Regions from separate parts of the Homo sapiens genome. Here region 1 is linked to region 2. Evidence: chromatin contacts called from ENCODE Hi-C or POLR2A ChIA-PET data. All regions are on one chromosome and are shown on one strand. Each heading gives the region's core, a stretch centred on a gene start or an enhancer-like site at or near the end of the contact. The rest is flanking DNA. Distances are from core to core; before and after follow the strand shown.

What was found. Hi-C counts contacts between places; a loop is a spot of excess contacts on that map. ChIA-PET counts read pairs that join two places held with the same protein, here RNA polymerase II (POLR2A).
Region 1: a loop to region 2 is called in a map of right cardiac atrium, with 3 times the contacts of the local background. The contact joins two enhancer-like sites. A Hi-C loop is called at or near these places in 4 of 168 maps with a recorded cell type or tissue (PC-9, Right ventricle myocardium superior, heart left ventricle and 1 more). POLR2A ChIA-PET finds 5 or more read pairs at or near these places in 3 of 52 experiments (Caco-2, HepG2 and naive thymus-derived CD4-positive, alpha-beta T cell).

The regions. Positions count from the first base shown.
Region 1 is chr15:96,283,665-96,287,026 of GRCh38, forward strand. All of the region lies in intron 2 of NR2F2-AS1 (NR2F2 antisense RNA 1), which reads right to left. Among named protein-coding and RNA genes, the nearest start is that of NR2F2-AS1, 42 kb to the right of the region's middle. Within about 2 kb of position 1,752, at least 8 of the 41 ENCODE cell types and tissues checked have a DNase peak (open chromatin) inside an H3K27ac peak, as active enhancers do.
Region 2 is chr15:96,179,792-96,183,298 of GRCh38, forward strand. The region is part of intron 3 of NR2F2-AS1 (NR2F2 antisense RNA 1); the gene reads right to left. All of the region lies in intron 1 of LOC112268156 (a long non-coding RNA gene), which reads left to right. Among named protein-coding and RNA genes, the nearest start is that of NR2F2-AS1, 150 kb to the right of the region's middle. RefSeq lists enhancers at 450-950, 3,257-3,507. Within about 2 kb of position 2,145, at least 9 of the 41 ENCODE cell types and tissues checked have a DNase peak (open chromatin) inside an H3K27ac peak, as active enhancers do.

The DNA.
Region 1 (3,362 bases), core at 502-3,001, 100 kb after region 2:
GCACAGACATAGAAGTTTGAATAAGGCGAGTAAGCACCCCCACTCCAGAGTAAGGGAACCTTGGCCACTGCTGTCCTATTTGCCTTCAATGCTCTCCAAATGATCAGTGGCCACAGGCCTTCCGAAGTACACTCTGTCTGTGACCTACACGAATGCGAGTGTTCATCTTGTATCCCACTTGGTACCCATTCTTCTATCACCTCACTCACCTGGTGAATGGGTACTTATTTTATTACTTTTCACAGAATACTTAATTGACTTTGATAGCTTCAACGAGATTGGAGATTGGAAGCTCCTGGAGATGAGAGGCTGGGAGTAGCTGACACCATGATTGGACACTTCAGCAGTTTTAAAACATGTCCATGAGTTCTTTAACACTCCCCACATCCAGAGGAGGTATCTAAATGCCCTGCCCTTGAATCTGAGCTGATCTTAGTGATTGGTGGACAATAGAAAAGGTCACTTGGTAGGTCAAAAAGGATAATTTGGGCCGGGTGCAGTGTCTCACACCTGTAATGACAGCACTTTGGGAGGCCGAGGCGGGCAGATCACTTGAGGTCAGGAGTTCGAGACCAGACTGGGCAACATGTTGAAACCGCTTCTCTACTAAAAACACAAAAATTAGCCAGGCGTGGTGGCGGGCGCCTGTAATCCCAGCTACTCTGGAGGCTGAGGCAAGAGAATCGCTTGAACCCGGGAGGTGGAGGTTGCAGTGAGCTGAGATCACGCCACTGCACTCCAGCCTGGGCGACAGAGTGAGACTCCATCTCAAGAAAAAAAATAAAATAAAATAAAGAATCATTCAGCCTCAACCTTACTCTCTTGGGACACTCATCTTTGGAGTCCTGAGTGGCCATGTGAGAAGTGCAAGGATGAGATGCCGTGAGGAAGTTCAGATTACATGGAGTGACCCCATGCAGGGGTTCCAGTTGACAGCCCCAGCTGAGGTCGCAGCCATGGCCAACATCAACCAGCAGACATGAGAGTGAGGCAGCCTCAGTGATGACTCCAGCCTTGGCCTCCGCCAGACCTCATCTTTATCCTCAAGAAAGACTGTGTGGGAACCACCCAGCTGATCCCAGTCAACACTCAAAACAATGACAGATCATCATAACTTGATTTTTGTGATTTTAAGTTAATAAATTTCAGGGCGATTTGTCATGCAGAAATAGATAACTGGATTAGATATAGTTGGTTCTCAATACGTTTCTATTAAATTTCATCCAATAGCAGATAAGAGACGGCAACATTGTCTCTTGATCTTTTTCTCCCTTTTTGTCTAACTCCTTGCTCTTTTGTTCCTTGGTCAGTCTCTCCTTATATCCTTTCTCTCTCTCTCTCTCTCTCTCTCTCACTTTTTCTCTCTCTCTCTCTCTGCAAATTCAGAATTCTCCCCTTCTTTTGCGGCCATGGAAGCTGGAGAAAACAGATCTTCCATCCAGATAGCCAGGGCTCTCTCTCTATCTATAAAAGGCCTCTGTTTTCTCTCTTTTGGCATAAAGAAACTCAATTCCTTTGTTTTTAACTGCTCCCATTTCTCTGTTCTGTACTGACTTGATTCCTCCTTCCTGAATGATCTTTGAGTCTTCTGTGTACTTTTTAGGTTGTAAAACAAAGAACAAGACACCCTACCCCAGCGATGATCTTGGCTATAACATTACCCTCATCTGGAAAGCGCTGTTATTTTTGGCCACCTTCGGATCTTCGTGTAGCTGTTCCACCCCTCTGCTGCAGGAGCTCCGACTCACTTCCCCAGGCAGTCCAGGGGGTCTGTAGACAGCAGCTGCATGAGGAGCTTGAGTGGGAAGACAGCAAGCCGGGTGGTCAGAAGAATCTCTGTGAGGATGCGGCTTCAAATGAAGCAGTGTGGGCGGGAATGCATGAACCCTGTGGCCTGGAGGCTGCCTGGCTCGCCTTACCCAGAGAAGGAGTGACTCATAGAATGGTCGCTGAGCAGCTGATCAAGTATGGAGGCTGAGGGAGACCCAGAAACTGGACCGGAAATCTTCCCCCACCCCCAATGTGAAAGGACGTCTGTTCCATCTGCGTTGCCCCTCAGAGGTGGCCTGACCACTGCCTGAGAGTGTCACCCTGGGGCAAGCCTAGGTGGGCACGCGTCGACCGCTTCACACCCTTGCTCAAACACACAGCATCGTGCATGAGCACAGAGCTGCTTGACAGAAAGAGGAAGAAGCCAGCCCCCAGGAATGGCAAACACGTTGCGAAAAGGACCGCGTGCAGGGTTGGCCGGGTGCACTGGCAGCAGCCAGGCAATATCATCTCAGGTCAAGGAGAAAGCCCCATGGCCAAAAATAGCCGCGCTGCCCAGTTGCCACAGTGTCTAAAATTACACCATTGGAGATTTATTCCTTTGCGCACCTCACCTTTGCTGGGGGCGGGTCCGGGGAGGACCCACGAAATGTCTTCACATTAAGGTGCAAAAGGCCTGGCAGCTCCACAGAGTTATTTGGGGGCGGGAAAGGAGGGAGGTGTTGAAAGGGCAGGAACAAGGAGAGGAAGTGCTGGGAAGGGACAGCGCTGGGCAGCTTCTCCTATTTCAGAGTTTCACCCTGAAGGAGCCTAGCTGGCAGCTACATCATAAAACTGAGGCCTAAGCAATTTGCCAGTAAATTTGAACCATGCATGTAAACAATTCTAATAATTTATTCCTTGAAATGTTTCCTATCATATATTATTATGCAGAGCTGCACATGCTCTATTTCAAATTGCCTAAACGAAAAAAAAAACGTACATTAAGGGACAATTAAAAAGAATAACAAGAGGCAACATGAGGAAACAGTGTATGCATATGCCAGTCAGGCTGGAACACAGAGGGAAGCCGAAGGCAGCCAGGCAGCCCGTTGCAACCAAAGGCTTGATTTCTGGGGCAAGATTCCCTCGGAAATTCAGGCAAGGACTGTCTTTATACGTAGAAGTTTCGGTAACTTGACCCCAGCAGATTAAGCAGTAAACAAAATAAAAGCAGACAATCACTATTCGAAAGCCACATCCAGTCCGCTGCATCAATACACAACAGCTCCACTGTAAAAGTTCCTAAGACATAGATAAGAATTTCAGAAAGGTATGTCCACCCTGCTTGAGCCACCTCCGGGACAGAAAGCTAAGTCCCATGGATGCCCTGGTGGGCTTTAGGCAGGGGCAGGGATAAACTAGGGAATGGAAGGAAGCAGAACATGAGGAAGGGAACGAGGGAAAAATGAAAGAGCAGAGCCTGACACTGGGAACAGCTGGTTCCCTCAAGAATAACCACACCTCTACACCATTTGGCAGTTTAAAAAGAACTTCCACGTTAACTTTGCCTTCAAACCTCCAACTCCCATGAAGGAAGAAAGTTTACTCTC
Region 2 (3,507 bases), core at 895-3,394:
AGGTTCAAGCAATTCTCTTGCCTCAGCCTCCTGAGTAGCTGGGATTACAGGCGCCTGCCACCAGGCCCGGCTAATTTTGTATTTTTAGTAGGGATGAGGTTTCTCCATGTTGGTCAGGCTGGTCTCAAACTCCCGACCTCAGGTGATCCACCCGCCTCTGAGATTACAGGTGTGAGCCACCATGCCCAGCCCCTCATCTTTAAAATGGGGTGACTTCTGTAGTGAGTGAGGCCACTAAGGAAGGTCACTGTGATGATTATGAGTCCAAAGGAGTGAGATCTTAGCCCACATGGTTATTAGCCCTGCCTCTTTGCCCCTGCCTCGGTTTTCTTCCTTGGTTCCTCCATTCTCCATTTCTCACTGTTGTCTCTCTCTTCCTGTCACCCCACGGTGGTGCAAGCTGGTGCTCCCTGCACATCCAGTAAAATGTCAGGGGAAAAGTTCAGCCGTTGCAGCCTCCCGAGGGGCTGCTCTCCTTGGGCTGCTGCTGGCTGTGTGGCTCCTCCTTCCTCCCCTGGATTCTTTCCTGGCATCCTCCCGTGTTTTCACTGTCTTTCTGATTAGAGAGTATGTCAGTGGGGCAGGATAATTTACTGATATATTAATTTGTGTTTTTATCTCAGCGTTTGCCCTCTGCTCTACAAAGGAAGTCAGGCCTCTCTGTGCCCCTGCCTCGAGGGAGGTTTGTTTTAAAAGTCCAAAGCCAAGACACCTGGCTTTTGTTTCCCCAAAGCTCAAGCTGTGGGAGGAGATAATGCCAGCAGGGAGGAAGAGGGGAGAAGCTCGAGGCCTTTGAGAGGAGGGAGAGAGAGAGGCAGGGAGACAGAGAGAGATTTTGATAGATGGAAAGGGGGCGAAGGCCAGAGAAGCAGGCCACTTACAGACAAGCCACAATCCATGGCAGCCCCTGCAGAAGCGGCTGCCTCTCAGAGAGGATGAGCGTGGACCACTGGCCCCTAATCCCAGGCTGACAGATGCAGCAAATGCGCCACCCAAAGTTCCCAGCACCCAACACGCTTGTGGGCAGCACAGCCACAAGAGGGAAGCTCAGGTAGGTGGGGACAGTGGCAAGCAGAAGAGAGAAGAGACAGGGACAGCTAGAACCGTAAATCAGAACATCTAATGTTTGCTGCCCACTCAGAACGTGCTAAGCACCATTCTAGGATCTTGGCAAATATTAGAATGGTCACTCCTGAAGACAACCCTCCATCCCCACATTCACAGCAGAGGAAACAGAGGAACACAGAAGTAAATTTTCCAAGATCACACAACTGGGACATGGTAAAACCAGATACATAGAAATATTGAGAGACCACCAATTTATTGCAAAATGCTAAGAACGAAATACTGCATAGGCCAAAAAATAATACAGAAACTGAAAACACAAACCCCTCTGAGTGCCACTGGAAGAAAACTGCAGCAAGGCCTGGACTCTTTCTAGGCTTCACTAGCTCTGTAAGTGCTATTCCATTGTATTTTGATCATGGAAGTATTATCTTTCTTCAGATAAATCAGAGGTGTGTATGTTCAGAGCATAAGGAATAGCCTGGGATTTCCCAGTTCCCCTTTCAGTTATCTGGCTTCCTAATTTACCCTGTGAACACTACCTGACCTTGCTACATCTTATTTACCTTTCTCATCTGTAAAATGGGTGTAGGGAATCACCTAGGCTAGCATTTATGATCACTGAGTACCTGTTCCATAATTAGGAGCTGTTATTATCATTGGCATCCCCATGTCCAGTCCTGCTTAGTCTTAGAGCCTACCCAGCACCTAGGCTGCCTTTACTATCTCTGCAGGTCAGACACAGTGCTGGGTGCTGAGTCCTGTCTCTCAATGCCTCCCCCGTCTAGTTGGAGGAGAGAACCATGAGCAGATCTTTAGTGTAATATGATAAGTGCTACAGACAGAATAATCCCAGTATCCCACAGGGGCCCAGGATGAGGCCCCTAGCCATACTGCAGGCTGGGAATGAGGGCAGATTTCCTGCAGAAGTTAACGGCCTGAGTCTTCACAAACAACGGTAACCTCCGCTGCCTCACAGTGGGGAGTGGGCCAGAGCCTCCCCACTCCCTCTTCCAGCCCTCAAAAATGGCTCTTGAGCCTGAACACACTCCTAACACCGCCCCAGCAGCTAATTTGAGAGTTCTGAGCTACGCCTAACTTGCATCATTCTGGGCCACAGACCAAGCCAGCAGCGAAGAAGCCAAGAGCGTTCAGGGCTGCCGACGCATTCCATAAACCCAAATTTCCAGTGTTGCCTTGAGTAAGATGTATACAGGAAATTTTCCATGTGTCAATTAAGCTCATTGAGCATGTGACATAAAAAGGAAATGTAATGTGGGATTCTGATTGGCAAAGTTCAAAAGCCTGTGATTTTGATACCCAGATATAGATCTGCAAGCTATTAAGAGTACTTGACTTGCAACATCCAGAGGTTGTGAAGAAACGCCTGGCACATCAGAGGAAAAAAATGCAGCGCTGAATAGCAGTCTTGGGAAAATACTTACTTCCCAGAGTAAAATGTACACATTAAATGAGTTCAAGAAGCAACTCAACTGTTCTACTTCTCTATCATTTCAAAATCCCCTAACAGATGTTCAGTTTTCAAAGAAAATAATGTTGCATTTTGACCGTTTTCCCCTCTAGATGCCCTAGACGGATGTGAGGTTGTCATACTAACCTTGACTTTGAATTGCTTTTCAGTTCATGTCATTGTAAACTTAGCATAAAACCCCGTGCTTCCCTGGAAAGTATGTATCTTGTTGCTAGCACAATGATTGAGTCCACTTGTCTATTCCAGGACACGAGAGGATCTAACTAAGTCAGAACACCCCACGTCTAGCCCATATATCTATTTATTACCGAATTCACCGGGAAAGACAAGCTGAGTTATCACTTAGCTGAAAAAACCTGAGAGGCATTTATGTGCATGAAGTACAGCATAGACAGAACCATCAAGGCAGGCTTGAAGGAAACACATTACACACTCAGCCTACACAAATCGCCTCACCGATGCCACTGGAGCCGAATGAATGGTGCAGGCGACAAGAGCGGCCCTAGGATGCTTATCTTCTCCCCAGCCCCCATCCCAACCCTCAACGATTACGAATACAATCGTTTGTGACAGATTGCTCCCCAGTCTTCCGCCTTAAATTCTATATGATAAATTCAACATGAAGTGACAGTCACAGCAAGTGTTCAGAGCTCTATCTAAAAAAACTAATTTTACTGAAGTTAGGACTCAATGAACAAGAAAATGTGAAGGTACACCTAAGGCGGATCTCAAAACTTTAATCTCTATGAATTCCATCATGGTTATTTACAGCTGGGATGATATTAATATTTTAAAATATTTCGCTAAAGAAGCACTATGAGACTTTAAAGTTGTATTGTTATGCAAAGGTGGATAATATCTCAATGGGTCCTCCCCAGTGCTGGTATGTTAATGGGGCAAGAGAAAGAGAACAGCTGCTTTTGTTACCCAAGCAGCAGACATAACAACAC